Linked DNA regions of Homo sapiens: region 2 is linked to region 1. A link is an interaction called in ENCODE POLR2A ChIA-PET data of the cell type or tissue named here. Cell type or tissue: PC-9. All regions are shown on one strand. Links, peaks and the distances in the headings refer to the core of each region. The heading gives the core; the rest is flanking DNA. Region 1 overlaps EGFLAM (EGF like, fibronectin type III and laminin G domains). Region 2 holds the start of OSMR (oncostatin M receptor).

Evidence for each region. Peaks named below come from ENCODE experiments on the same cell type or tissue, not always from the same donor. Only the 100,000 strongest peaks of a DNase experiment are listed, where the experiment ranks them.
Region 2: POLR2A ChIA-PET joins it to region 1 with 7 read pairs; 3 of 35 experiments call an interaction of 5 or more read pairs at or near these places.

The regions. Positions count from the first base shown.
Region 1 is chr5:38,418,594-38,434,560 of GRCh38, forward strand. EGFLAM (EGF like, fibronectin type III and laminin G domains) reads left to right here. Exons shown (of 22, transcript NM_152403.4): 13 at 6,374-6,499; 14 at 8,416-8,659; 15 at 12,584-12,695. EGFLAM-AS1 (EGFLAM antisense RNA 1) reads right to left here and starts at 8,783. Exons shown (of 2, transcript NR_046737.1): 1 at 8,499-8,783; 2 at 6,262-6,488. EGFLAM-AS5 (EGFLAM antisense RNA 5) reads right to left here. Exons shown (of 2, transcript NR_199676.1): 2 at 15,908-15,967. It also overlaps the pseudogene LOC124901186. RefSeq lists an enhancer at 8,005-9,204. In PC-9, for the core only: CTCF peaks have their summits at 2,254 (motif pointing right) and 2,457; no DNase peak of the experiment used is centred there; H3K27me3 peaks cover 10 bases.
Region 2 is chr5:38,845,722-38,861,688 of GRCh38, forward strand. It overlaps OSMR (oncostatin M receptor), which reads left to right and starts at 291. Exons shown (of 18, transcript NM_003999.3): 1 at 291-666. It overlaps OSMR-DT (OSMR divergent transcript), which reads right to left and starts at 108. Exons shown (of 4, transcript NR_109951.1): 1 at 1-108. In PC-9, for the core only: no CTCF peak of the experiment used is centred there; a DNase peak (open chromatin) is centred at 8,540; H3K4me3 peaks cover 1,115 bases; H3K27ac peaks cover 2,496 bases.

The DNA.
Region 1 (15,967 bases), core at 218-4,217:
CCAGTGGAAGAACCAACACAGTAATGTAAGAAGAGCTTTCATACACTCTCTGTTTCTTAAAGAAGTGGTCACATTCTAATTTGTGATCGCTGTGCCAAACATCTTCTCATATGCTCTCTCATTTACTTTCACACTAACGCTAAGAGGTAGAAGTTATTATCATGCCCATTTTACAGATGAGGAAACTGGGGCTTGCAGAAGTTAAATAACTTATTGAAAGTAGCAGGCAGAGCTAGGCTTATTTTTAAAGCAATAAGGACATTTATTCTATCACTGAAGGCAGCAGGTAGATAATTCCCAGGTTGGTTAATTCAGGGACTGTCTACTAGAGCTGCCATAACAAAATACTGCAGACTGGGCAAGTTAAACATCAGAAATTAATTTTCTCACAGTTCTGGAGGCTGGAAGTCCCAGATCAAGGTGCCAGCCAATTTGGTTCCTGGAGAGGCCTCTCTCCTTGGCTTGCAGATGGCCACCTTCTCGCTGTGTGCTCGTGGGATCTTTCCTCCATGTGTGCACACCCCTGGTATGTCTGTATGTCCAAATATCATCCTATAAGGACACCAATCGGACTGGATTAGGTCCCCACTCTTATGACCTCAATTAACCTTAAATACCTCCTTAAAGATACTATCTCCAAATACAGGGAATTAGGACTTCAACTGTGAATTTTGGGGGAAAAGCTGTTCAGTTCATAACAGGGTCTCTATGATATCAGGACTCTGGGTCGATATCCCTATGATACTCTCCTTTTCACTCACTACTCTAAGCGTCACATCCTCATGACTTTGTCCTTGGCAAGAAATGGCAAGTCTCCTCCTTGAATCTCTTTTCCCTCCATCTCTAAGATGCTATTTTGAAAGAATGCACAGTGAACAGCATAGTCTCACTGCCTAGATTCTACCGTTAACATTTTGCTGCATTTTCTTGACCACATATCAATTCATCCCTTTCTCCATTCCTCAGTCAGAGGTAGGATTCGATCCTCATGACTCCTAGAACAGTTTTTTGTTTTGTTTGTTTTTCTTGTAGCTAATATTATTAGTTGAGCACCTACTTTAAGTAGGCACCATTCTAAATTACTTTGATCTTTCCAAGGTTATTGTGAAGTAGGTGCTATCATTAGCCTTACTTTACAGATAAGAACCAATGGGGCTGGGCACAGTGCTCATGCCTGTAATCTCAGCACTTTGGGAGGCTGAGGCAGGCAGATCACGTGAGGTCAGGAGTTGGAGACCAGCCTGGCCAACATGGTGAAACTCTGTCTCTACTAAAATACAAAAATTAGCCGGGCTTAGTGGCACACCCATGTAATCCCAGCTACCCAGAAGACTGAGGCAGGAGAATTGCTTGAACCTGGGAGGCAGAGGTTGCAGTGAGCCAGGATTGTGCCACTGCACTCCAGCTTGGACAACAGAGTGAGACTGTCTTAAAAAACAAAAAACAAAAAACAAAACAAAACAAAACAAAAAACCAATGGTACAGAACAGTTAAGTAACTTGCCCAAGGTCACACAGCTAGTAAGTGGTAGAGTCTAATGTGACCTCAGCCATTCTGGCACAAGTGACTACCCTCTTACCAAAATCAGCTACATCAATGGCTACCAAATTGTTTCCCTCCACCTTGTTCACTCCTATAGGTGATGCCATTGTTATAACTATAAAAGATGAAGTTTACTTAACAAAAATAGTTTACCATCCATTGATTACTTGGTCAAAGTAAACAGTAAGCAGCAATGACTGAAACAATTATTAAAGCTGTCACTATGGTAGGACAATGTCTCCAAAATCCATCTTCTTTCTGTGATGATTCAGAACATAAGAACCAGCCATTCCATCAGGAGTCACATGCCTTGCTTATGAGCCTGGACTCTGAAGGCAGATTGCCTGGATTTGAAAAATTTTTGCAACTCAGTCTCCCCATCTAGAAATAGTAGCTGCCTCATAAGATTATTTTGTTTAAATGAGTTGTGGTGTGTAAAAAGCACTTAGAATAGGGCTTTGCACATCGCAAACATTTCGTAAATGTTTCCTGTTATTAATATTGTTATTCATATTCTAACCCTCCCATCAAATCAGCTATAATCTGTTTCTTCAGGGGAACAGCCCTGAATAAACCTGGTAGTCCTGAAATGGCATGGCAACCTCTGACAGGTAGTTCAGAGGTTGTAAAGTTGGGCAAGAACTGATTTCTGCCAGCTTTGTTAATTCTGACACAGTGCGATACCCACTTTTCCAGCAGGTGGCACCAAAAGGACCTCTCTTGTGGGCTTCAGCTCCCTGGATACAGCTATTGGATTACTGTATAGACTTCCCTCTGTGAATATTAATGGCATGTGTCAGCCATGTTGGTGTTTTACATTTCTTCGCATTTCATTTCCCCCGGGGTTATAAGAGTGGGGCTGATTATCCTTCCTCAGCTTCCATGTTTGCTGTCCTTTGGGTTAGTCCTCCTGAAATTCAAGTTTTTGTAAGTCAAACGCAGCCTCACCAGGGAGGTCATGGTTCTCCATCTGATATCTCTAACTTGTCATTGCCATCTTCAACTGTGACTTTTTCTCTGCCTTCCCACTAAACCCGTTTTTATTCCCCAGAGGGGCTTGCATTACTCAGTTCCTTCCACTTCATATCCTGTCTTTCGTTAGACTGTTCCCAGCTCCTGTGCTCTCTGCAAGTCACATTCTAGAATAGTTGGTCAGAAATCTCAGCAAATTTTGCATTCTCTGGTCCAGCTCTTGATTATTTCCATTCAGATTCTCAAACCTATATTTCCACCACTCATTTATGCCAATCCCATCTTGGATATCCCCACTCTGCTGGAGCAGTCACAGAGCCACTTCCCAGGGTATTTGAGATTCAGGGGGTCTGCGGTGACCATGGGTCTCACTATGGCTTACGAGCTCTTTTCCTCATTTCACTCAATAAATACTTCACTGAGCACCTGCTTAGTGCTTGTCACAGTGCTGGGTGCTGGAGATCAAGTAATGAACAAGACAGGATCCAGCTCAGTCCTCATATAGTTGCCATGTGGAGAGACCAAATTAATATAGTAATCACACAGTGAAGGTGAAGTTACACCTGGGGTAAGTGTTATGGAGGAGAAGTGGTGCTGCAGTGGTGATGTTTAATAGGGAGGTTGTAGGGTCTGGGGGCCAGGGAAAGAGTTTCTCAGAAGAGGAAGTTAATATGAAGCAAGAGTAGGAGTGAAAATGTGGAGAAGGGAAAGAAGGACATTCCAGGCAGAGGGAAGGGCTTGTTCCAGGGGAAGAGGAAGGGGGAGATGGGTGCCATGATCTAGTTTGTGATTTGAGAAGATCTTCTGACAGCTCATTAGACGGGGCTTTCAGGGATACATGTAGACCAGCTGAGGTCTATTGCAGTAGGTCACATGACAAATAACGGTGTGATCCAGGTGGTGGTGGTGGTAGAAACAGAGACGGATCTGACAGATCATTAGGGGAAAAATAGGTGGGCCTCGGTTACGGACTAGGGGTTGGGGACAGGGAAGTTTCTCCTTGTTCATGGTCTCTTTAAGGAACTCCACCCCATGATGTTCCACATTCTTTCCCCTCCTTAGGAGTCTTATTTCTCTTCTACCTCTCGCTTTCTTATCTAGCAGAAACCTACACAACAACTGGCCTATGGTAGGCGCTGGTGAAAGTGACTTTACATATTGATAATGAGGTCTGTGTATACATGACCTTGCCACACCCACCTCTCCTCCCCATCACTCTTGAGTTAAGAGTTTTCCCCCTAAAATGAACCTATTCAGCTACACTCTGCACTCACCCTTCCTGGCTGCCCTGGGCCCTCGCCGCCAGGTTCTCTCTTCTCAGTAGCCCAGGGATTCTTAACCTTTTTGGCACTGCAGCCCCCTTTGGTGGTCTGGGGAAGCCCATGGACCTCTTCTCATAATGATGTTCTTAAATGGAGAAAAATAATATATGTAATATTATAAGGGGAAACAATTATATTGAAACCCAGCTCTATCACATATTTTTAAAGTTTTGCTTTTACAATAATATATGTGCTCCTTTATAAAGCATATTAAGAACAGAATTATTTAATGGTGGGTGAAATAACTCCCATGACTTCAAAGTAGCAACAAGTATGAATGATACTTCAAAAAATGTGCAATAAATGGAAGGTGACAACAGCTGTGAGGTCTATTGGTCACAACTCACAAGAACTACTAACACTAGAAGTATCTTGCCTGTATTGAAAGTTGATGGAAATACATACCCAGCTCCAGGCAGAGGCTAGGGAAGATACAGATGCAATATATTTTCCTTCTCGGTTCACAGAGCCCCTGCTGTGGCTTACTCACCCATGCTCAGGTTCTCTCCAGCTCACACAGGTGCCATGCCTTGTGTGACCTTGTACCCACACTGGTTTGGAAACTCTGGGAACCTCTCTCCTTTCTTTCAAGGCCTGATACCAGCACTGGGTATTTCCACAGTCACCTTAGACTTAAATCCAACCAAAGCAACCTCTCCCTTTGCTTTGCAGAAGCCAGGTCCTGTTCACAGCCACTCTCATTTCTTCCCTCCTGCACCATTATTTTAGTCTTTCAAGCTACAAACCTTGAGATTGTGCTGGAGGAGTGTTCTTGCCTTTCAGCCTCTAGAATGAATCTCTCATTTCTTACTTCCTTGGATGTCTGATCCTTCACAGTCTCTCCATTTTCTTTGTGGCCATCCTGTTCACTCCCTATAGGAGTTTTTTCATCTCCTCCACTCCTATCACTCACCAGTCTGTTTTGCATGCCATTCCCAGAGTAATCTTGTTGAAATGCTGCTTTCACCAAGTCAGCAACTCCATCTGGCTTTCATGACCTCCCCTCCCCTACCCCCACCTCTTAAAAAATGGTTAAAATGCATAAGACTTGTAATGTAATCCTTTTCTGTACATCTAAAATAACATACAAGGATCCCGCTTCTTCCTGTGGATCCAGCCAAGCTCTGGGAAGGAATCACAACCCACAGAAATTGGCGGGGCTCAGGGACCTTTGAGAGTTTGGCTCTTTAAGATCAAAGTCAGCCAGCATCTCTGTGGAGGCTGTGAATGCTGGGGGTGACATTCTTAGGGCTGTGGCTGGAGACCACTGGTCATGTCTGCCTGAACATTCAGTAGCCACCAGCTGGAATTCACAGAGGCTAGCCACCCCCAGCTGGGGAGGCAAGCCATCTGCACGGGCTTTAATCAAATTCTGTTAGCAGTCCCTGAAGTCAGTCTCCTCTCCTGGGTCTAACCTGGGTGCCTGGCCTTTACCCCTCCTCCCAGTGAGTCTTTATGAAAAGACTGGACCAATTCAAGGAGGGAAGGGTGAGAGATTCATCCTGCCGAGATGACACACTCAGGCCAAGGAGGGCTCCTGCCCTCACAGGGTGGGCTACCAGCTCATGCAGAGGGCAGCCTTGAAGACTGGGAGAGAGCACAGCTGGACCCTTCACTTCCAGAGGCACGCCCTTCTACCTCCACCCCCAGAAAAAGTGTTTTGTACTCCCTCATGTGGTTCTGGGCCAGATGGTGGTCCATCTGTCTAACTGATTTCTTACACACAAAGAGAAAACACAAAGAAGCAGAAGAAAAACAGCCCATGAAAAGTCCATTTGTTTTCCTCTGATGACCTGCACTTGAAAATGACAAAGGATACCCTTTCTGGATCTCTCTGATCTGTTTGGTGAAGAGAACTCACTCATCAGATGTTGAGCCTTTCAGCCTTCTTACCACAGGCCACCTTTCTGTCCCTCATCAGGGTGTAACTTTGGAAGTAGAAATAGGGATTCTGAAACCCATGTGCCAATGTATTATGGGGCCCTCCCTCCCTGCTCCCTACCCCAGACAGAGAAGTTGACAATCCAGGTGAGTTAATCAGCTTAGACGTGGCTGGGTAACTCCTTCTGTGCCTACCTTGCTTGTCTCAACTTTGAACCAACAAGGCAGCAGCACTTAAGCTAATTGGGGTCATGCAATTTAGAATGCTTTTAACATAAACACCCTGTTGACATTGGAGGGATTGAAATATGCTCTGTTGGGAGCAAGAGAGAGATGAATTAAAGCAGAAACAGCTTAGTCATCCCAGTTAGTGGTCATAAAATTGCCCAGAAATGTATTATTTGATTTATTGTGTCCATCATGTTTTTTAAAGTCTCTATGGCTCTTCATACAGGACAAACCAAAATCAAATTAAAATGAAGAGCAGGTTCCACTTATCCTGAAAGCCCATTTGCAGTTGTGCAGAGCTGCAAATCAACAGGAGTAAGAACTGAAATGTATTTATTCAGAACCATGAGCTGCTGGTGGGGTCAGCGCCACTGTGTTGGACTGGCACACATGGAGGATTGGCTTTGTAATTCCCATTCTGTATTTAGGGGAATGCAGCAGTGGAATCTGTGATGAGGCCTCGTGCATCCATGGTGGCACCTGCACAGCAATCAAAGCCGACTCCTACATTTGCCTCTGTCCCCTTGGGTTTAAAGGTCGACACTGTGAAGATGGTGAGAAAGAAGCAAGTTGAAGGCGGTTTCTATCTGCATGTTAATTTGTGTAGATGTACTTTATCATCAATATAGTTTCTTTGTTAATTTGTTTGTTTGTTTTTGAGACAAAGGCTCCCTCTCTTACCCAGGCCGGAGTGCAGTGGCGCATCTCGGCTCACTGCAACCTCTGCCTCCCGGGTTCAAGTGATTCTCTTCTGCCTCAGCTCCCGAGTAGCTGGAACTACAGGCGCCCAGCTAATTTTTGTATTTTTAGTAGAGATGGGATTTCACCATGTTGCCCAGGCTGCTCTCAAACTCTTGACCTCAAGTGATCCACCCGCCTCGGCCTCCCAAAGTGCTGGGATTACAGGCGTGAGCCACCACGCCAGGCCTCATCAATGTACTTTTAACAAATCTAACAAAGCCCCATACATTTTTATGGGATCAACATTGCTTTGTTGGGAGAGATGGGGGAAACTTTTTAAACAAGGTTGGAGTGTCTCTGAGTGCCAAAATTTGTTTGGTAATGAGAACTCACTCATCTGATGTTGAGCCTTTCAGCACTTCTTACTGCAGGGCACCTCCGTCCCTCAGCCAAACATATGTTCATTTCAAGATGCTAAGAATCAGTGGGCTCCTCTTGGCCCTTGAATAACTTTTAAAAAGCCTGTATTGGTATGGTTTGTATCAGACTGAATTCAAAGCCTTTAAAGCTCAGGCTCATGCTCTTTAGAATTTCTGTCAATTTCTGATAAAAGATTGGGAAGATGAGGCCAGGCGCAGTGGCTCACGCCTATAATCCCAGCACTCTGGGAGGCCGAGGTGGGCGGATCACGAGGCCAACGTGGTGAAACTCCGTTTCTACTAAAAATACAAAAATTAGCTGGGTGTGGTGGTGCACAGCTGTAATCCCAGCTACTCGGGAGGCTGAGGCAGGAGAATTGCTTGAACCCAGGAGGCGGAGGTTGCAGTGAGCCGAGATAGCACCACTGTACTCCAATCTGGGTGACAGAGCGAGACTCCATCTTGGGAAAAAAAAAAAAGATAGGGAAGGTAGACACAGAAACGTTAACAATGTGATGGGACAAAAGTAACCTTTTTTTGTACTGTTCTACTAAATTATGCCACATTTTAATACTGTATATACAGAGAGTATGTAAATATATATACATGCACACACATGTGTATATAAACATGGAAACACATGCACACAAATACACATATGTGCGCTCACACAGGCAAATAATAACAGAAAATTTCAAAGATTTTGGAAAATCATGGAGGGTTCCAAAAGTGATTTTGGAAAATCATTTTTGCAGAATTCTGAAATTAAAATAAAAAGAAAATAAAACTGAGGCTAAGATCACAAAACTAGTCAAATTCTTCCCTAATTCAGATTTGGACCTAAGATACCATATTGGGGAAAACTTTTGTGATCTCAAATCTCATGTCACCTAAAAGAGGGCATGTGAGTCAGGGTAAGCCAATGCTGTTACATACCAGCTCATATTTCAGTAGCCTTACATAATCAAGGCTGGTTCTTGCTCATATTACAAAATCACTGCAGGTCAAAGATGGTGGTGAGAGAGGGGGTTCTGCTCCACACAGTTATACAGGGACACAGTTTCCTTCCATCTAATGGCTCTTCTAGGGCCTTAGAGTCCTCCACTGATACTTGCATCCTGCCAGCACGTGAGAGGAGAGAAAGAGCATGGAGGATGGAGGGAAGTTTTAGGGGCCAGACTTAGGGTGCTCTATGATTCTTCCACCCATGTTCTACTGGCCAGAATTCAGTCACACCACCAACCTAACTGCAGGGCTGCTGGGAATTGTAGTTTAGGTCTGTACCCAGGAGGGAAAGAACACAGCTATGGGTGCACATCTGGCCAGTTTCTGCCACAGAGGGATTTCTAACACCATGCTTGTTTTTTCAGCTTTCACCTTGACCATTCCTCAGTTCAGAGAGTCTCTGAGATCTTACGCTGCAACTCCCTGGCCACTGGAGCCCCAGCATTACCTTTCCTTCATGGAATTTGAGATCACATTTCGGCCAGACTCAGGAGATGGTGTCCTCCTGTACAGCTATGACACAGGCAGCAAAGACTTCCTGTCCATCAACTTGGCAGGGGGCCACGTGGAGTTCCGCTTTGACTGTGGCTCTGGGACCGGTGTCCTCAGGTGAGGGCTGAAAACTTCTGGGACTCTTTCCCTTAAAAAGGCAAATAGTAACTGCTTCAGAAAAAAACCAAATCGCCATTCAACAGCTCACACTCATCCTGTCTTCTCTACATGCTTATCTTCTGAAACTTGTCCTGACTTGTCCTGCTTCAGGCAGATGACAGGCTTCCTATAGAGAGTGCTCTCCTGCCCACAAGGCTTCCTTTTCTCAAATAACTACCCAACAGGTAGCAATTGTATGCTTCAAACTATGGAAAATGGACTTGCTTCAGGTGGAGGTAAACTGCCTCCATTTCCACCTAAAGTTATGTCATGTCATCCGCAGAAACTTGATGAACTGTAACTAGTCAGCATCTCATACAGAGCATCACATGATGGGCACCCAGCAAATACATGTCAACTAGTAAAAAAGTATTAACAAATATTTTTGAACAAAAATATCCTTGATGACCTCACTCTAAATATTCACTTTCCTCTTGAACTATTTCTTTAATGGAAATTGACAGTGAATCATCAGCAATGCAGAGACCCGTTCCCTAAGCAATATGCTCAAGAAAGATGTGTGATGAGTGGTTTCAATAGCATAGCAGGAAATGGGTGCTTCTGCAGTACTTGCTGGTATTTGCAGAATTGGTGTAAGTAGTCAAAACTTTCCTACTGTTATCTAGTTTGTACTATTAAATTACTTAGCAGGTCGATTGTTCCTTGGAGCCTGTAGTTGGTAGATGCAGACGCTTTTATTTGTTTATGTCTCCCATCTTTTTATTGTGTTGATGGTAGTTTTAACCTTCAAGCCAGAGGGGCCACTAATCGCATGCAGACATGCTTCTTGTTCCTACATTTGTCTAATTCGTCTTTTTTGAAACTCACTAGGATGTTTTGCTCCATGGTGCCCTGTAACAGGGTATCAGTTAGTCTGTTGTTTCAAAGAATATTGCAAACTGTTTTCAATCTTTATCCATATTGCTAGACTGTCATGTTTAAAAAGAGTATGTAGGTGAGATGCTACAACCATGCATTGCCCTTAACTACTGATCATTTTTCCTGGCTGATAGAAAATGCTCACTGCATTAGGTTTTAACAGTTCTTAAAAAGGATGGTTTGTTTTTGTCCTTGTGGCTGAATTCCTGCACATCAGTGACACCTTCCCCTCTAGGGGAACGGACAAATATTGTTGTACCTCTGGTTATGCAAAAACATCCTATATTTCAAGACAACTTTGGTGGGGATTTAATTGATTCAATTTACATATGATTATGCAAAATAGCCTAAGCAATTCACTTAGAACTGTATGTCAAGTTGACAAAGGAAGACACCTTGAATATCACCTTGCACTTTTAAATGGTTTTCTTCCTGGATAGGGAATGACCAGAAAGATCCAGGAGAGGTTCTGGGCTCATCAGCCCTCCTCCTGGACAGACTACCCCCTCCACACTGCCTCTCTGCAGTGGCAGCTCCAGCTGTGGGGTCACAAGCACATGGAACCCTTAGAAGTCCAGCATTTCTCTCTTTCATAACTCTGTGCTTATTTTTGACACGAGGTGCTTTTAATTTTTTTTTGTAAATTTACTAAGTTATTGTTTCACTGCCTGTCAGCAAAGGCAACTGGAAAAAGAATTTTTAAGAATTAGGTGATGAAAATGAGGCAAGAGTTTCTGAGGGACAAACCACCATCTGCCCCCTTATCCTATCCCCTCCTGAGCGTAAGCTAACAACAGTGATTACTCTTGGTGTTTCAGATGCCCCATTGGAAGCTGTTTATTTTGAAAACCATTTCAAAGACTTCTTGCTCAATTAAGACAATGCAGTGAAAACTCAAACTACAGGAAGTTGTGGAATTGGCCAGATCATTTTAACTTTAGGAATAGGATAAGATGGGCAAATTCATTATGAACTTGATTAAAAAATCACGACAATTGGAATGAGTTCTTGATGGCTGTGATCGATAAAAGGATGTTGAGGAAGGTGGCATATTGACAGCAAATGACCTCTGCAGTACAAAAACATGAAATGGCTCTGTTATGGAGATAGACCACTTAAAAAGGGCTGCTTATTTCTTTATTGCATATTGATTTAGCCAAGGTGATTAAATTCTAATTGCTAAGAACAGATCACAAAATCATTTGCCAAAGCAAAAATCAAGTGAGGGGGTGGTGACCTTTCAATAATTGTGCCCATTGGTATTCCTCATGGTTTTCTAAAGATGATCCAGGACCACAAGATAATTGGGAAGTTCAGCGAGGGCCAGGAACTAGACATTGCTAGAAATACAAATGCAATAATGAGTCTCTTTCTGCACACCTCACTATAAAACGTAATGAGTAAAACTTGCATAAATATCATTAAACTTTAAGCACTTCCACTTTGAATGAATAATTGAACTTTTAATGTAATTTTAATCATTTTTACAATATCAGAAAATATGGAATCTATTTCCCTCCCAATATTTTATTATGAAAAATTTCAAACATATAGAAAAATTGGAAGAATTGTACAGTAAGCATCCTGATACCGAGCACCTATAGTCTGTAATTAACGTTTTGCTATATTTGCCTCATCACATATCTAGCCATTATTATATCTGTCCATCCATCCTTCTTAATTTTTAAAAAAAAATTTTAATGACCAAAACAAAGTATCTAAAACTGCAGCTTCTCAAAGAACCACTTGTTCTTGCCCATCTGTTCCTCTCTTCAAACTTGACCTTGGCCTCCCATTGGGCCTTGTGGTTAAGAGCAGGGTCTCTGAAGACATCTTTATTGATAACAGTTTTGTCCAAGGGGATATCCGGTGGCTGTAGGGGCAATCTGACGTGCCATCATCAATGTTCTTCACGATGACAGCTTTGCGTCGGAGTAGCATCTGGCCAGGACCACCACCAGTTTCCCAGGTTTCAGGAACTTGCCCTTTTCAACAGCAACCACTCAGGCCTATAGCAGAAAGGTCCTTCTTATTTTTTATGCGTTTCAAAGTATGTTACAGACATTGGTATGCCAAATAATTTGTTTTTTACATCATAGCTCTTACAATTTTTCTCTTCTTCCAAGCTTGTGTGCAATTATGACCATATTTTATCTTCATGCCACCTCTCATCTAGAAAACCCATTTCACCAGACTCACTGAACCCCATTTCAGGCTCATTGTAAGGAATAAATAAAACAATAAATGCAATGTTCCTACTGTATGAAGGCATCCAATAAATAGTAGGTAATCCTGCTGTTGTTACTAAGCAGTAATTAGTGTTTTCTTTTTACTGAATGGATTGGTGTGCCTAAGGTTAGCATTAGTTTCCTCATGGCTAGATTGACAAAAATGATCCATAACATGCTAACCCATGCTTGGTTTCCTTCTATGTTCATCAGGGTTCTCCAGGGAAACAGAACCAATAGGCTATAAATAGACATGTAGAGAGATTTATCATGAGGCATTGGCTTGCATGATTATGGAGGCTGAGAAGTCCCCTGGCCTGCCATCTGCAAGCTGGCAGCCCAGGAAATTTAGTGGTGTATTTCCAGTCCAAGCCTGAAGGCCTGAGAACCAGAGAGCCCATGATGTCCGTTCCAGTCCAAGTCAAAGGCCCAAGTACCAGGAAGCTGATGATGTAAGTCTTGGTCCAAGTCTGAAGACCAAAGAACCAGGAGCACTGATGTTCAAGGCTAGAGAAGGTGGATGTCCCAACTCAAGAAGAGAGAGCACTTCCCCCCTCCTCTTCCTTTTTGTTCAGTTCAGAGCCTCCGCAGATTCCATGATGCCTGCCCAGGTTGGTGAGGGCAGATCTTTACTAAGTTTACTGATTCAGATGCTCATCTCTACCAGAAACACACTCACAGACACACCCAGAAATAATGTTGTACCAGCTATCTGGGCATTCCTTATCCTAATCAACTCGATACATAAAAATAATATCACATCTTCCTTCCACAGGAGTGAAGATCCCCTCACCCTGGGCAACTGGCACGAGCTTCGTGTATCTCGCACAGCAAAGAATGGAATCTTACAGGTGGATAAGCAGAAGATAGTGGAGGGAATGGCAGAGGTAAGAACAGTACACCTTTTCTCTTGATGGTTAGTGTGAGCCAGATTACTGTTTTCTGCCTGTCTTGGTAGAAAAGCAGCAGAGTGTTCTGGTTAACTACATGGACTTCAGTGCCTGTGTGGAAATCCCAGCTCCCCACTGGGCAAATTACTTAACTTTTCTATTGCTTAGCTACAAATGGGGATAATAATAGTATGGGCCTCATAGAGTTGTGAGGATTAAATGAGTTGATACCCAATACATTTAGCACTTACAAAATTGCCTTTCACCTCTTCGCCTCCCAACTCCACCTTTGTTCTTATCAGCTACAGCAAGTAGTAGGTAAGAACATGGACTCTGGGGTAGGGCCTGTGGTGCATGGGGGAGGCCTGACAAGAACAGGCTGTAAGTCCAGACTCCTGGGGCTCAAAATCTGGCTCAATTACTTACCAGTGGTGTGAGCTCATACTGGTTACTTGACCTACCAAGATTGTTCTTGTCTCAGCATTATCCTCTTATCAATGGGGATAATGGTGATGATAATAGTGCCTACTTCACAGAGTTGTTGTGAGAATTAAAAGAATTGTACATGTAAAACACAACAGTACCTGATGCCAGGTCAGCACTAAATAGCTTTACATAGTAGCAGTAGTGGTGGTGGTGGTCGTGGTGAATAGTGTATGGTTATGGACTCAAGAGGATAGGATTTCTACTTAAGTTTATAACTTTCCTCCATGATTTTAATTCCAAGGTTATGTTCAAAGAAAAATAACATTTTTAAGAGGAAGTCAGGGAGATTTGCTTTAAACTATAGCCTGCTAGGATTCTGCGAACACACACACAATTTATAGTTCCTTAAAAATAGAGGGGACTTTAGATTTGCCAATATCTTAGTTCCCACCAGTTTTCATTCTGTGTAAAGGAAGATTTGCAAAGGACATTGATAAATTTGGGTATATTAATAAGCAAATAGACTAGTAGAAAAAAGAAAAGGAAAGAAAAGAGACTTTCGCTGGGGAAAGAGGTACTTGACTGGAGAGAGAAGAAAAAGGGACACATGTGTCCAGAAGCCAGCCTGAGGGGCTGCAGTGGTGGGAGGACGAATTGGAACCAAGGGCCTCCTTGGGAATGAGGGGAATCCCAAATTGGGTTCTGTTTCAAGAGGTGGGCACCCTTCACACCTAGAAAATGCTCTATATATATCTGTGGAAGGGAGGAAGGGTGGGGGCAGGGAAGGGGGGAGGGAAGAAAGGAGGGGATGAATGGAAATTGATTTTAAATGGAGAACCAGAGTCACTTCTGGTGCAATCCAGAACATTCTAACAGCCGACTTTAGTCCAGGACAGAATTAGAAGCTCACGAGAATACACCTCGCTGTCTGTTGGCTTAATGATATAAATCCAATTGTATCTCTATAGATCTTAGTTGCAAACATCTGTAAAACAGGAACAAAAGCTGAGGATGGGAACATTTGTCAAAAGTAGGGGCAAGGTCCATGATTATAAATAAGTTACTCTTCAGGACACAGTATTTACTATTAGGATCTAAGAGACAACACATAGGTGAAAACCACACCTGAGAGTTTCTATCACTGCACATCAGCAAAAGAGCATGAAACCAATACGGTGACACCTACACTCTCCCTTTTGGCTTTTTTACCTCTGGCGACATGTGGGTGAATGGAGCTGACTGGAGTTTTAAAGAAAAAGGAACCCACAGGAAGGTGTGGCTTTGGTGTGTGCATTGGAGGGACATTCTGCTGAGTCCACTGTGAACCAGGAGTGGGAAGGCCAATGCCTGATCTCCATATGCTAAACCTTCATCAAGTCTTTTCCACAAGGAATTCTGCTCCCCAGCTGTCCATATCATGTTCGAAGTGTGGCTGACAGGGCAGTGGTCTTAGAGCTCAGAGACAGGTAGGGCAGGGGTTAGAGTACACTTTGAGGGGCTAACCCAGGACCTAAGCACCTAAGAGCCTGTGTGCAGACTAAACCTGACCACCAGGCTGCTCAGCTGGCAGCTCTGAGAAACAGCAGAAGCCTGGGCTTGAGTCCGACTATGCAAGACACGTGGAAGAGCAGTGCTTCTGAGGCTTTCAGGAAACTCCAGCCTGGAAGTTTGCTCAGCTTTGCAAACTGCTTCCAGCCAAGCCAAAGTATAGGATCCAGACACAAAACCCCTCACTGCAGAGCAGGCCTGGCTTTGGTGGGATATGTTTTCTTCTCTCCTGCGGTCCCCCTTGGGCATGGCAGCTGCAGCCCTTCCACTTGTCAGCAGGAGGGTGCTGCATGACGATTTTGATGAGCAGCCAAAAGGAACTGCTCCTCACTCCACGAGGCCCCGCTGCTGGACACAGCCATAATGCAATTTTTTTTCCTAGCAGCCAGCTGCTCTGAAACCTCCTTGACCCTGCATCCTTCCTCCTTTCCTCTTTCCATCTTATTTTAGCTTTTGTGTAAGAGCAATGACAAGAGAAAGATGCCTGTGGGTTTGTGGTGACAGTTCCTGACTGGTTCAGTATTCTGCTGGGCCACAAGAATTCCTGAAAGCCTTTATACTTCTTTGTTAACCTCCTAGTTAAGGAAGAACCCTCAAAGCTGCCGGAAGGCTATTGACAGAAGGCATTTTGGTCTATTAATCTAATTGAAATTTCCCTGGGCTACCTGGCTGGACCCAGCCATGGGGGCACTCCCTAAGATAAACAGAGCTTCTTCCTCCATGACTCGCCTGTCTTGTCTTCTCTACCCTTGACATGACCCCAGATTCATTCTCCTCCCTCTGGCCAATGATCTTCCAAAGCACAGACCTCTCTCTCCTGCTTAAGTCTCATTGCTTTTTGGGTAAAATTCATGCTCGTAATGTGGTGTGTAAGGCTCTGCATGCTCTGGCCCCCTCTCGCCTGTGCCTTATACTCACATTCCCTCTAAGCCCCAACGTCTTCCAGTTTCTACAATGTTAACTCTTCCTTGACCACCTCCCCTACTCCCTGTGTCTAGGGTAGGATATGAGACTCCCGTGTCCGGCACCCAGGTGCACCCATAGCCACCTGTACAGTTCTTCCCAGTGCTGATATCACCTGCTCTTTTACTTGTCTGTATTCCCTGCTCGCATAAACCCCTGCAGGGCAGGACTGGGTCTTTCTTATTTTCTGCTGTTTGTCCAGCACTTAACATAGTGGCTGGGGCATATTGTAGTATGTGCCTAATAATATTTGTTAAATCAATGATCAAAGCTGCTACTATTTGTATTTATTTTATCGTAAATCAAAGAAAATAATAACTTAACATTACCTA
Region 2 (15,967 bases), core at 6,104-10,103, 430 kb after region 1:
CGCGCGGGGCACGGAGCCTCGGCCGCCGAGTTTTCGGTTTCCAAGTTTCCTTCCCAGGCCTCTCCCACTTCCTCTTCTCACCAGTGCCCGCCCGCCCGCAAAGTCCGGGTTGTGAGGCTGCGCCTCCCCCAGGATCGCGGCCGCCTCCCCCCGGGACTGAAGGGAGGGAATTCCTGTGGGTCCCAGGAGTGCCAAGAGTGCGCAGCAAGACGGGAAATTGCAAAAGACCTCACCCCTCTGCCCTCCCCCGCGGTTTTCCAGTAACTCCCGCCCCTCCGCGCTTGCCCCGCAGCTGATTCATAGCCCCGGCCCGGGCCGCCTCTGCACGTCCGCCCCGGAGCCCGCACCCGCGCCCCACGCGCCGCCGAGGACTCGGCCCGGCTCGTGGAGCCCTTCGCCCGCGGCGTGAGTACCCCCGACCCGCCCGTCCCCGCTCTGCTCGCGCCCTGCCGCTGCGCCGCCCTCGGTGGCTTTTCCGACGGGCGAGCCCCGTGCTGTGCGGGAAAGAATCCGACAACTTCGCAGCCCATCCCGGCTGGACGCGACCGGGAGTGCAGCAGCCCGTTCCCCTCCTCGGTGCCGCCTCTGCCCAGCGTTTGCTTGGCTGGGCTACCACCTGCGCTCGGACGGCGCTCGGAGGGTCCTCGCCCCCGGCCTGCCTACCTGGTGGGTGAAAACTAAATGATTCATTCCTTACAGGCCGCACAGTGCCGAGTCGCCCATTTCTCAGACTGTTTGAAATTCACCATCCCAGCGCCTTTTTCTCAAATGATGGTGGAATGTTTGTTGAGTGGAAAATTCCCACTTGAATCCCTCTTTCCTCTCTCCCAACACATCGTGTGGAGGAGTTCATTGCTTCCCCTACCTCTCCTCTCGTAACCCTTGACTCCCACCTGAGAGAGCCATTTTTCTGGGAATCCGTGTATCTCTCCCACCTGGTCCCTAGCGTAGAAGCGGGAGGAGCTCAAGCACAGGTGGAGAGAGGAATCCCCGGGCGACTCTGCAATAGCGTCCGTCCGGGGCGCTTACCTTCTTCTCCAGCCACTTGAGTGGAAGTGGCCCTCTACATTCTGGAAACCTAGGCACGGAGGGGTTCAGTAACTTGTCCAAGGCCATATGGCTAGCTGTGAGGGCACTGAAATCCGAGCCCGGCTCTCGCAGGCCAGGGCTTTACCCCTGACACCGCGATTCCTTTCTCGATAGTTCTTCATCTGCCCTTCATCCACCTACCCATGCATGCCTGCATCCGTCCATCCATCCTGCCTGCCTTGCTGCGGGAGGCACAGTGCTAGGTGCTGCTGATGGAGTGGCTTGGTAACAGACCTGCCTTGAAAACACTTTGGGAACAAGATATTCAAGAGAAGTAAATGGAAGGGTCTATGAAGGCAGAGAAGATAGAATTGAATGTAGGATACTTAGTTTGAGCTAGAAGGAATTCTGATGGAGGAGAAAGAAATTTTTAGGTTTTATTCCCAAGATTAAAACTGACTTTGGAACATGGGTCAAACTACTTATCACCTCTTAGTTTCCTTGTCTGCAAATAATAATGGTTCATACTTACTGTGAACCAGCCCCTATTCTAAGCACTTGACATATGCTAGCTCATTTAAGCTTCACGGGTGAGGCGGGTACTAGTTTTTTATTATATTTTATTGAGGAAACTGAGGCCCAAAGAGGTTTTGTAACTTTTCTAGGGTTACACAGCTAGCAGGTGACAGTATCAGGATTTGGGTTTGGAGTCTGCTCATGATCACCGTGCTGTAGCTCAAACTCTAAGACTGGGTGGGGTGTTTCATTATGGTCTTGCTTTGTCTCTCTCCTGGGCTGCTTTAAAATGCACTCAGAGCCCTTGATGTCCCCAAACTCCGCTGTGTCTGAGAATCATTTCTTGAGCTTTCAAAGCATCAAACTCCAAACACAGCCTTCTATTCAGAATCTTCAGGAAATACTCAGTTTGTTTTCCCCGTAGCATTTGTTCAGTGCCTCCAGTGGCAGGAAGCTCACCACCTCACATTTTATTGTAGGAAGAGCTAGTTCTCTGCTGTAAATTGCCTCCTTGTGACTTACATCTTGGTCCCAGTTCCCGTTTGTCCCAGCAGGTGTGGCTAAGCCTTTTGTATCAAAGGTGGCTTTGAGAGAAAAAGGCTGGTCTTGGGTGTTTCTTCCGCAGGGACCCGAGCCGCATTGGGGAGAACACATAAACACTGGTTCTTTCCCCCTCTACCCTTTTCTTTAACCTGAACAGACCAGGAACACATGCAGAGGTGTTCCTGGATCTCTCATGTTTTTGTAACCCTTTTGTCCTGAGGACAAAACCGAATCAGGAGAACTGTTACGGTTTTCAAAGGGGAATCAGTGGTACTGTATTTAACAAGAAGAAGGTGTGTATTTTCCTTGTGGGAAAGGACTGGGGCATTCATTGGCTGCAGTAGAAGAGAATCTTAGTGAGTGTGGTCTTGCTCACTTACAGGAACTGTGAGCCTTGGCCCTCCTTTCGCTGGGGGAGAAAATCCTTCTTGATTGCTTAAAAAATGTGTAAAATGGGGGGAAAAAAACCCAAACCAAAACAAATAGAATATCATGGCCTTGCTGGAGAAATCCCCTCCTCCAAGCAGGCTTCTTTGTAGCTACATGAAGAGAGAATTTCTTTTCCAACAGCTGTGTTGGTGGCTTCATAGCCTTCCTTCCCTCCTCATTTTAGTTGTACTGGTCGCTCTGCATTTGTGCACTCCACGTTGTATTCTATTTTTGTGTTTTAAAAATAATACAAATAATAACAACTCATTCTCACTCAATATAGAAGTGAAGTGAAATGTAGACGTGCCATCACCATCCTCCCTCCTCCCACTCAGAAGAGGGAAGGTTAAGTTTGATAATACCATTCTAAGGCTTGTTTTTCTTTTCTATAGTTTTACATAATACATACATATACATATGTTTTAAATATGCAAATTATCTTACTATACTTATTGTACAGCTTGCTTTTTCACTTTCCAAGTCTTAGAGATCTTTCCATTGTCTCTAGATACCTCTTTTGTTAATGGCTACGTGTTATTCTTTTTGTGTGTGTGTGAGATGGTCTCACTCTGTCACACAGGCAGAAGTGCAGTGTCATGATCATGGCTCACTGCAGCCTCGACCTTCTGGGCTCAAGTGATCCTCCCACCTCAGCCTCCTGAGAAGCTGGAACTACAGGCACATGACACCACACCTGACTTTTTTTTTTTTGTATTTTTTGTAAAGATTGGGTCTCTCCATGATGCCCAGACTGGTCTTGAACTCCTGGGTTCAAGCAGTCCACCTGCCTTGGCCTCCCACAGTGCTAGGATTACAGGCGTGAGCCACTGCGCCCGGCCAGCTACATGTTATCCTAAAGTAGAAATAGAATGTAATTTATCCATCCTTTCCTATATTGATGGACATTCAGCATTAGCAACGTTGCTTCAGAGCAGATCACACATTCATCTTCCTGCTCAAGTGTGAGTATTTCTGTGGAAGAGAATCTGAGGAGAGGTATTCCTGTGTCAAAGGGTTTGCCCCTTTTTCCACTTGATAGATACGAAGTGGAAGGTAACGATGTAACTTAATATTTTTGTAAAGTTTTAGACAGCTGATCCAATAGCATTTATTTAATAATTCATCTTTTTTCCAACTCATTTGAAATTCTGTTTTTATCATTAAATAAATTCCTGTTTGTAAAAGGGTCTGTGTCAGGATTCTATTCTGTTTCATTGATCTTTTTTTTTGTTTGTTTTTCCCTAAACCAATATTACTCTGAGTTAACTACTGTAGCTTTATAGTGTTTTTGAAAATCTTGTGGTATATATTTGTGCTTTTTAAAACAACTTTTTTTATAAATCACATACATTTTCTCTTTACAAATAGCCTGTCAAGTTTAATAAAATCCTATTTTTAATTAAGATTTTATTGAGTTTATAATTGTTAGCAATTTTTAATGCTTTAATGTCCACTTTGGTATGAGCTCCAAGCTTTAAGGAAACTGTGTCATGTGAACTTTGGTTAATGACTTATCTGATTTCAAATATTGGCTACACATCAGATTAACTGGGTCAGTTTGGATAAATTACTTGTCAACTTTCTTATCCTTAATTTCCTCCTCTGTGAATGGGAATAATAATATAATCCTTTTCTTAGCGCTGTTGTGAGGATTCAATTAATAAATGCATGTACGTCACTTAGCAAAGCACCTTGTAGAGAGTTAGTATCTTATACATGCTAGCTGGGATCTTTTTCATATTTATATCCTACTCATGGTTTTGCAGAGTGCCCTATTGGTAATAGGAACCAGTAAATATTTCCTTTATTTATTGGTAGTATCCTAAGAGACAAAAATATATCATATATTTTAAATATAGTAGTGTTTCTCAAACTTGAATGTGCATATGAATCACCTGAGGATATTATTTAAATGCAGATTCAAGAGGTCTAAGGTCTGGCCTGAGATTTTGCATTTCTGACAAGCTACCAGGTGATGTCAATACTGCTGGTCCTTTGTCCACATTTGGGTGTACAGTCTTGTACAACTATTTAAATTTATGCTGCTAGTGATAGTACTTCCTATTTGTAATGAATATGATTGAAAGCATTTTTAAATTGATTTCTTTTAAAATTACATGCTAAAGAACTAAATTATAGTTGTTTTCCTTTCTTCCTTCTTCTCTCCCTCTCTTCCTTTATTTTTGTTAAAAGAAAGAGGGTTGGTGAGATCGCTAAATAGAATACCTAGCTCTGTTCTTAGATCTAGAGTCATTGAGGCAATTAACTATCTGGATTATTTTAAACTGTTGACTTAAGATGAAGACAGTCATATAAAATATATGCAGCCTGAATATGACATTTAATGTCAACTAAAGAAAAGCACAATTGTAAGTGGCTTCTGCAAATAGAAAAATGTAAGACATAAAGAACACTTGGAAAAATGTAAGACAAAATAATTCTCAGAAAAGAGTGATTGAGGTTTCATTGTTCATGTGTAATGCCAGCTTTTGAGAAGATGTGCATCAACAGAAGTTACGCTTTCTTGTGAGTAAATTTTTCATACACCGTGGTATTTCTTGGTCACCTCTTTCTACTTTCAATCTCCCTAATGGGGGATTTTGAGCAAATTTACTTCATATATATACTTCAGTGTGTCTGTCTGTCAGCCGGGGATGGTAGTATGATTTTTCTACTCAGGACACTGGTTACTTTTTGCATTTGGAAATAGATCATTAAAGTATCTACACTCTCTCAGAACCTAAGAGGTTACATTTTCTGTACAGAAAAACACGGCATCCTCCCAGGCTGATCCAGTAGGTAAAAACTGCCAACCTTTTTCAAGTCTGTTCAATACCATGGGTTGGACTGGAAACACAAACACTGTCAACTAGTTTAATCATGTTGGGATATATGGTTTCAAGTGTGGAAATAAGGAAATTGCCACTTGCACAAGACTGAGCTTAATATGTTTAAAACATGCACACACACACGTTTTAAGGAATGCTTTATGTTGCAGAACTGTATAACTTAAAGTGAGTTATCTATAATTTCTCTTATTCTGCCCACCTCCCTCCCTCCATCTCAGCTCTAAATTTATAACTTAGTAAGTGGGTGTGTCTTTGGGGCTGGTTTGGATCCCTCAAGTAGAAGAGAGCAAGCCAGAAACACATGTGCAAGAGATTTACTGGGGGAAGGACTTGTAAGGGGAAAGGGAGTAACTGTAGGCACAGAGCCTTCAGACCCAGTGCAGGTGTGATGCCTGTGGAAGGAGATGGGGAGGAAGGAAGGTGGGAAGGAGTTGCTTCCAGCTGCAGCCATTGGGTGGGAGCAGCCTGGGGTGTGTGAATCTTCCACAGATCTGAAGGGGCAGTGTCTGAAGGCTGTCAGTCATCTACGCTCTCTTGAAGGGAGCACTGAGGGGCACAGCTGCACACTGCCACAGTTCTCTTTCAGAGATGTTCTTAGGTATATACTGTTTTGAAACTGACTTATTCACTGATGTGGTTTGGCTGTGTCCCCACCCAAATCTCATCTTGAACTGTAGCTCCCATAATTCCCTCATGTTGTGGGAGGAACCCAGTACGAGATAACGGAATCATGGGGGCAGTTTCCCCCATACTGTTCTCGTGGTAGAGAATAAGTCTCACGAGATCTGATGGTTTTATAAGGGGAAACCACTTTCACTTGGCTCTCATTCTTCTCTTGTCTGCCACCATGTGAAATGTGCCTTTCTCCTTCCACCATGACTGTGAGGCCTCCCCAACCACGTGGAACTGTGAGTCCATTAAACCTCTTTCTTTTGTAAATCACCCAGTCTCTGGTATGTCTTTATCAGCAGTGTGAAAACAAACTAATACATTCACTCAATATTTTAGAATATTTTTCCATGTCAGTGCATGGATCTAGTTCATTCTTTTTAACAGTTGCATGTTGTTCCTTTGTAGAAATGCACCATAATTATTTTTCTGTTCTTTTTGAAAGGCTCTTGGATTTTTATTTTTTCCCTCATGTACACAGTGCTATAACAGTCTTTAAACACATTTGCGTACAACATGTGCAATACTCTGTCTATCATCTGTAGGGCAAAATTTCAGCAATAGAATTACAGAATGATTTCTGGATCAAGAGAAATACACATAGAATTTTAGTAGATGTGGTCAAATGGACCTCTGTAAGGTTGTATGCTTTGATCATTAGTGAGTCACAATGCTTATTTCTGTAAACTCTTACCAATGTGAGGTATTAAGACCTTTTTAAACGTTACCAATTGGATACTACATAGACATACACAGACATACACACACACACAATTGTCTTTAATTCTTAGTGATCTTGCCAAGTTTTTTGTAGGGAAGGGTGATATTTGTATTTCCCTCTTTTCATGAATTATGTATTCATGTTTTTCTACAGAGTTGTATGCCTGTTTTTACTTATTTCTAAGAACTCTTTGTATATGAGGGATAGCTCTTTGTGATACATATTGAAACTATTGTTTTCATTTTTTTTTTTTTTTTTTTTTTTTTTTTTTGAGACGGAGTCTCACTCTTTCGCCCAAGCTGGACTGCAGTGGCGCTATCCTGGCTCACTGCAAGCTCCGCCTCTTGGGTTCATGCCATTCTCCTGCCTCAGCCTCCCGAGTAGCTGGGATTACAGGCGCCCACCACCACGCCCGGCTAATTTTTTGTATTTTTTAGTAGAGACGGGGTTTCACCGTGTTAGCCAGGATGGTCTCGATCTCCTGACCTCGTGATCCGCCCGCCTCGGCCTCCCAAAGTGCTGGGATTACAGGCGTGAGCCACCGCGCCCGGCCCTATTGTTTTCATTTAAAGCACTAAAATGTTTCAATGTTTGTTAATCAGTATAGCTATCTTTATCATTCTTCACCCTCCCCCTACATCCTTATCTTTTTTGCTTATGAGTTTTATATCATGCCTAACAGATTATAAAACTATTTACCTATGATTTAATCTAGTACTTTTAATGGTTTTATTCCTTGCATTGATATCTTTGTTCATCTGGAATTTATTTTGCTGAAGGAAATGAGGCAATAGACTTAATGATAAAATTAACATTAACTGGGTTTGCTGTATGTAGGTTCTCATAAGCCCATTTAATCCTCATGCCAATGCTATAAGGTAGGTTATTTTATTCTTCTCCTTCTACAGAAAAGGACATTGAAACCTAGAGGGGTTAAATCACTTGTCATTGGCCATATGGTTTTTAAGTACCAAAGTAGGAATTTGACCCTAAGCATTTTATGTCAGAGTCCATGGTACTTAATTATTAATATTACAGCTTCCTTTTCCCACAAGTCTGCGTGCTATTGTTCCAGTACCATTTTGGGGAATGATTTCTGTGATCTCAAAAGTGATTTAAAATATCACCTTTAGCATATGTACATATTTTTTGGATTCAGAATACCCTTGGATTCCAGTTTTTCATTTTTTTATTTGGCTTCATTTACCTTTTAGAGACTCAGCTTTAATCCTAGCTGATGTCACAAATTGCAGAAATCTTGAACTGAATGTTGCGTTTTTAAAAAATCAGTTATTCATCAGCTAATTCAATTTTATAAATCAGGATTTACCTTATAACACTGGTGGAAACACTTAACCATTATCCAGTGGACAGGTTCAAGAGGTGGGGTGTGGGGGACGGACATGAAAGGAGAAATACTCAAAGCTTCCCATGGCTGTAGCTTCTGACTGTGGAGCCTTGAGGAGGAAGGGAATTGGAGTGAACACTTGTAAGTAATCAACCCTATGCTGTAAGGCAGAGGCCTCTTCAAAGGGGCTCTCAAATATATAACTGGCAGTACTCTTAAAAAAAAAAAAAAGATAACCGAGCCTGAGAATCATGCAGAACCCGCAAGAAGTAGCATTCAACTCTTTGTACTGCTGCACAGGACTCTTTCATAAATGCATACACCCAGGCATGAGACCTCCAAGAAAGGGCTTCTTCCTTTAAAATGGCATTTGCATAAGACATCATCAGGTCACCCAGCCAGTTTTGAAGTTTGTCAACACACCCACATTCTTGGGACGTGAATGACTCTTATCACGCTGCTTCTCATGGGCATTATTTGTGGTGAGGAAACTTCCCAGGAATATTTCAGTAATGACAGAACAAGAAGTGTGGTGAGGAAGGGCAGACTGAAATCCATTTAAAAAGTTGTGTTTTATTACGCATGTGATATTTTTCTGAGGGATTTTCATAAGCATCTTTACTGAGAATGAGATTTTGCAAAGAGACAAGATTTGATTAAGAAGTTCTACAAAATCAATGGGTAATTTTTCTTTCCTTCTTTTGCCCTGCAGAGAAGGAAAGTCAATGCAAGATTTATAAATTAGGCAATATTTGACAATAGTAAAAGTAGAAAGGCCTGAACAGATATCTATTTTCATTAAAAAAAGATTGAAAGCAAAGAAGAGAGAATGTGAGAAAATTAGTACCCATTTTTATTCATTTATCAAATACTTACTGAGTAGCAACTGTCTTCTGGGACTGACAGACAATGGGGAATAAGATCCAGGCCTGCCTGCAAGTGGCTTATAGTCTAGTTGGGAATAATGGAGACCTGAAAAAGAGAGAGAAATGAAGAACAGATTTGGGGAAAGGACCAAGTAGTGGGGATGAAGTAGGAAGTATTTTTTCCCTTTCTAAATTCTGCTGCTTCACACTTCCCTGACTTCCTTTTCTCACTGGAAGTTGGAAGTAGCAGTGCTCCTCACTGACAGTAGTCGAGAGAGAAAGCCGGCCGGGTGGATGAGAGAGCTGGCTGCCTTTCTTGTGCCAGAAGCAGAGCTGCAGAGGAGACACCACCAAGGTTGTCCCGGCCAGAGCAGCAGTGAGACTGTGTCGGGGCTGCAGGGGCTGTGCAGATTGCTCACCCCCACCACACAGCCCTCACCCTTGAGGCAAGCTAGGAAAGCCTGGCCCAATCTTGGATTTTCACTTGATCTGCAGGAGGGGCCACAGTAGAGGGTGTGGAGCAGCCCAGAGCTTCGTGCGCTGACCTCCTAGCTTTTCTGTCTGTACTTCTGGTTTGGTGATGGTCTAGTCTTATGGGTTTAAGTACTATGTGTAAGCACTGAGGATGCCTGAATGTATATGCCTAGCCAGGACCACTCCCAGACCTTCAAACTGTGTATCCGGCTAGCTGCCTGACATCTTTTCTTGGAGATGAAATAAGCATCTTGAACTTAACATGTGGCAAATTGAACTATTGATACAGACCACCAGGTGTGTTACTCCCACACTCCTCTGCTCCTCCATAAACAGTAATTCCATTCTTCGAGGGGCTCTGGTCAAAACTGTTGTAGCCATCCATGATGTGTCACTTTGTCACCACCCCTGTCCTGTCAGCTCTATCTTTTAAATCATTCTCAAATTCCACCACTGCTCACTGCTTCCACGGCTGTCACCTGCTCTGAGACCCTCATCATTCTTCCCTGGACCATTGCACTAACCCCCCCAACCCCCACTGCCACCGCCACACCCCCCCACCTGTTGTCCCTCACTTCACTGTTGTCCCTCACTTCACTGTTGTCCCTTCAATCTCTCATCCTTGCAGGCTTCTGTTCAATGTAAACCAGACCACGTTACTCCTCTGCTTAAAATCTACAGTGGCTCCCATCTGGCCCAGAGCAGAAGCCCAGTTTCTTCCCATATTTTGCCTGCTCTGTTCTGCCTGTCTGCATGCCCTCTAGATGTCTTCTCTGGCTCTCACCAGCTTGCTTGTTCACTCCTCTCTAGTCACACCTGGCTCCTCCTCGTTCCCTAAATCCTCCAAGCAGCCCCCAACCTCAGGGTCTTTGCAGAGTTTTCTCCCTCACCTCTGGGCTTTTCGTTGTGTTAGTCAGGGTCCCATCCATCAGGAAACAGTTGGCACACTTGGAATAGGACAACTTGAGGAGAATTTATTTACAAGGTATAGAACTGAGGACTTCTTGGGTCTTGGAAGCAGCTAACTTGGAATCATTGGTGTCTGTGTTTTTTCATACTGCATCAGCCATGAGGAAGCCTGTTCCTATGGCATTTATCAAAGAGGCTCCACAGTGTCTCTGGAATGTTCTGCCAGGTGTTGATTCCTGTTCTGCACGTTTTGATATACTTTATTGATTTTAGCAGAAGGTTTTTGGGCAGTAGCTAGGACTCATCTTCCCTCTGTCTGTGGTCCTCAGGTGGCCTGGGGCCTGAAACACAGGGGGTGGCCTTGTCCAGTCCCACTGCTGGAAATAATAATCACTTTGCTCATGTGTAGGCAGTGACTACTGTGTCCTGCTTGCCCCTGCCCAACATGTGTGAACTGATGACAGAAGAAAACAGGGAATCTGAGCACAAAAGCTAACCTTCTAGGATTCATAGCCTGACATATGTGAGAGACAGTATAAAGGGCAGGAATTCCAGATAAGACCATCTTGTGATCTTTTATTTTTGGTTTTAGAGATAGGCTCTGACACCCAGGCTGGAATGTAGTGGTGTGATCATGGCTCACTGCACCCTTGAACTCCCAGAAACAAGGGATCCACCTGACTCAGCCTCCCTTGAAACTGGGACTAGGGGCACGTGCCACCATGCCCAGGTAATCTTAATTTTTATTTGTAGAGATGGATCTTGCTATGTTGCCCAGTCTGGTCTGGAACTCCTGGCCTCAAGTGATCCTCCAGCCTCGGCCTCCCAAAATGCTGGGATTATAAGCATGAGCCATCATGCCTGGCCCAGACAAGACTATCTTGATGATTCTCAAAGGCTCTTCTTTGGTACCCAAACCATAGAAATACATCTTTTGTAAATACTCATGTCTTTCCATTGTGTTGCTTGACAGCTTTTATTCTCTAATTTCTGCTTACCCTTAAATGGCAAGTGGCTTCTAATTTTTAGTCTTAAGTTTTTCTGCCCTATAACCTTAATTTTTTGTGACATGTAAAATACTCGATATTCTAGGAAAACATCAAAATTTTAGAAACATTTTAAGTAGTCCTTTTTAAAAAACATTTGGCAACATGCACATCATTCTCTGAATCATCTGCTTTTAAATTTATGAGATGAGATTTCCTTTCAGTGGTGAACACCTTGCATTCCTCAAATGATATGAATGTGAAGAGGATGATATACTAAGCCCACAGAATATAAGGGATATTTTAAATTTCAAAGTGAGTGTCATTTTGGAGGATTTTTCTTTGACTTCCCCTTGCTTATGACTAGAAACTATTTCCTCTAGAATTAGTTTTCCCCCGGCTTTAATATTCAGTTGTAATACAAACTCATTTGAAATTTTATTTAAAATTGACACATAATAATTATACATAATTATGGGGTACAGTTGTGATGTTTCAGTGTATGTATACATTGTATACTGATCAAAGTAATTAGCATATTCAAAACTTTACACATTTATCATTTCTTTCTGATAACATTTAAAACTCTCTCTTCTAGCTATCTTTTTATTTTTATTTTTTTCTTGAGATGGAGTCTCGCTGTGTCGCCTAGGCTGGAGTGCAATGGTGCCATCTCAGCTTACTGTAATCGCCGCCTCCTAGGTTCAAGCAATTCTCCTGCTTCAGCCTCCCGAGTAGCTGGGACTATGGAGGCGTGCCACCATGCCTGGCTAATTTTTGTGTTTTTAGTAGAGATGGGGTTTTACCATGTTGGCCAGGCTGGTCTCAAACTCCTGACCTCAGGTGATCCTCCCACCTCAGCCTCCCAAAATGCTGGGATTACAGGCGTGAGCCACCATGCCCAGCCTCTTCCAGCTATCTTTTAGAAAATTGTATATATAATAATTGTACATAATTTAGGGGGTATATGTGATATTTTGGTACATGCATAAAATGCGTAGTAATTAAATCAGGGTCTTTTAGGATATCTATCACCTGAAACATTTATCATTTCTTTGTGTTGGAGAAATTTTTTCCTCCAGCAATTTTGAAATACACAATATGTTGTTGTTAGCTATAATCACCCTGTGGTGCTGTAGAACACTAGCCCTTGTTCCTCCAATCTAACTGCATGTTTGTGCCTGTTGACTGCCCCCTTCCTAACCCTTTTCAGCCTCAGGTAACCATCATTCTATCTTCTATTTCCATGAGATCCACTTTTTTTTTTTTTTTTAGCTCCCACATATGAGTGAGAATATGTGATATTTTTCTTTCTGTGCCTGGCTTATTTCACTTAACATAATGACCTTGAGTTCTATCCATGTTGCTGCAAATGACAGGATTTCATTCCTTTTTATAGCTGAATTGTATTCCACTGTGTATATATACCACATTTTCTGTATCACTTGTCTGGTGTACAACACAGTTTAATTCCATATCTTTGCTATTGTGAATAGCGCTGCAACAAACATGGGGGTGCAGGGATCCCTTTTATATACTTATTTCTTTTCCTTTGAATAAATACCTAATAGTGGGATTGCTAGATTATATGGTAGTTCTATTTTTAGTTTTTTGAGAGACCTCCATACTGTTTTCTATAATGGCTCTTCTAATTTACATTCCCAGCAACAGTGTATGAGTTCCCTTTTCTCTGCATCATTGCCAGCATTTGTTATTTTTGCCTTTTTGATACTAGCCATTCTAACTGGGGTAAGATGACACCTCACTGTGGTTTTGATTTGCATTTCCTTGATGATTATTGATGTTGGGCATTTTTGCCATATACCTGTGGGCCATTTGTATGTCTTCTTTTGATAAGTCTATTTGGAACATATGTCCACTTTTTAATGGAATTTTTGTTGTTATTGTTGAGTTGAGTTCCTTGCATATTCTGGATATTAGTTCCTAGTCAGATGAATGGTTTGCAAATATTTGCTCTCATTCTGCGGGTTTTCTCTTCACTCCGTTGATTGTTTCCTTTGCTGTGGAGAAACTTTTTAGTTTGGTATAGTTCTGTTTATCTGTGTTTGTTTTTGTTTCCTGTGCTTTTGAAGTCTTAGTGATAAAATTGTTGCCTTGACCAATGTTCAGAAGCGTTTCTGCTATGTTTTTTTCTAGTATTTTTATAGTTTAGGCATTATGTTTAAGTGTATAATCCATTTGGAGTTTATTTTTGTCTATGATGAGAAATAGGAATCTAGTTTCATTCTACTGCATTGGTATCCAGTTTTCCCAGCACCATTTTTCGAAGAGTATGTCCTTTCCCCAATATATGTTCTTGGAACCTTGGTTGAAAATCATTTGGCTGTAAAAATGTGAATTTATTTCTGGGTTCTCTAATCTCATAAATTGGTGTATGTGTCTGTTTTTATACCAATATCATGCTGTTTGGGTTACTGTAGTTTTGTAGTATATTTTGAAGGCAGGTGTTGTGAGGTCTCAGCTTTGTTCTTTTTGCTTAGGATTGCTTTGGCTATTTGAGATCTTTTGTGGTTTCATATGAATTTTAGAATTGTTTTTCCTGTGTCTATGAAAAATGTCATTGATGTTTTGATAGGGATTGCATTGAATCTGTAGATTGCTTTGGGTGATATGGTCATTTTAACAATATTATTTCTTCCAATTTATGAGAATGTATTTGTTTGTGTTTTCTCCAGTTTCTTTCATTAGTGTTTTGTAGTTTTCCTTCAACATCTTTCACCTCCATGGTTCAATTTATTTTTAGGTTTTTTGGTGTAGTTATTGTAAATGGGATTGCTTTCTTGATATCTTTTTCAATCAGTTTGTTCTTAGTGTATAGAAACACTACTAGTTTTTCTATGTTGATTTTGTATTCTAAAACTTTACTGAATTCATTTATCAGTTCTAAGAAGTTTTTGTGGAGTCTAGGTTTTTATATATACAAGATCATGACATCTGTAAATGGGGACACTTTTTCTTTCTCAATTTGGATGCCTTTTATTTTTCTCTTGCCTGATTGCTTTAGCTAAGACTTCCAGTACTATGTTGAATATGAGTTGTAAAATTGGGCATCCTTTTCTCATTCCAATTCTGAGAGAATAAATTTTGCTTTTCACCATTCAGTATGATGTTAGCTGTGGGTCTGTCATATGTGGCCTTTATTATGTTAAGGGTCATTTCTTCTATGCCTAGTTTGTTGAGAGTTTTTATCATGAAGGAATGTTGAATTTTATCAAATGCCTTTTCTGCATCTATTGAGATGAACATATGGTTTTTGTCTTTCATTTTTTTGATGTAACGTATCACATTTATTGATTTGCATAGGTTGAACCATCCCTGCATCCCGGGGATAAATCCCACTTGATCATGGTGTATTATCTTTTTGATGTGTTGTTGGATTCTATTTGCCTAGTATTTTATTGAGGATTTTTGATTCCATGTTCATCAGGGATATTGGCCTATATTTTTCTTTTTTTGTGTGTCCTTGTCTGGCTTTGGTATCAGGGTAATGTGAGCCTTGTAGAATTAGTTAGAGAGAATTTCCTCTCCTTTAATTTTTTTTGAATACTTTGAGAATTGGTGTTAGTTCTTAGTAAGTTTGGTAGAATTAAGCAGTAATTTTTTCTTTTGAGATGGAGTCTCGCTGTTGTCGCCCAGGCTGGAGTGCAATGGCACAATCTTGGCTCACTGCAACCTCCGCCTCCTGGGTTCAAGTGATTCTACTGCCTCAGCCCCCTGAGTAGCCTCCTGAGTAGGTGCCTGCTAACATGCTTGGCTAACTTTTGTATTTTTAGTAGAGATGGGGTTTCACCATGTTGGCCAGGCTAGTCTCGAACTCCTGACTTCAGGTGATCTGCCCACCTCAGCCTCCCAAAGTGCTGGGATTACAGGCGTGATTAGGACATTTTTTATGTCCTTGACTAATTCATAGACCCAATGGTCCTTCAGGAGCTATTTTTCCAAAGAAAATTTCCAAAGTTTCTCCTGTTATTGAATTCTAGTTTTATTCTGTTGTGGTTTGAGGAAACACTTGATATGATTTTGGTTTTTATTTTTATTTTTATTTTTTTGAAATTTTTATTGATCATTCTTGGGTGTTTCTCACAGAGGGGGATTTGGCAGGGTCATAGGACAATATTGGAGGGAAGGTCAGCAGATAAACAAGTGAACAAAGGTCTCTGGTTTTCCTAGGCAGAGGACCCTGCGGGCCTTCCGCAGTGTTTGTGTCCCTGGGTACTTGAGATTAGGGAGTGGTGATGATTCTTAACGAGCATGCTGCCTTCAAGCATCTGTTTAACAAAGCACATCTTGCACCGCCCTTAATCCATTTAAACCTGAGTGGACACAGCACATGTTTCAGAGAGCACAGGGTTGGGGGTAAGGTCACCGATCAACAGGATCCCAAGGCAGAATTTTTCTTAGTACAGAACAAAATGAAAAGTCTCCCATGTCTACCTCTTTCTACACAGACACCGCAACCATCCGATTTCTCAATCTTTTCCCCACCTTTCCCCCCTCTCTATTCCACAAAACCGCCATTGTCATCCCGGCCCGCTCTCAATGAGCTGTTGGGTTCACCTCCCAGACGGGGTGGTGGCCGGGCAGAGGGGCTCCTCACTTCCCAGTAG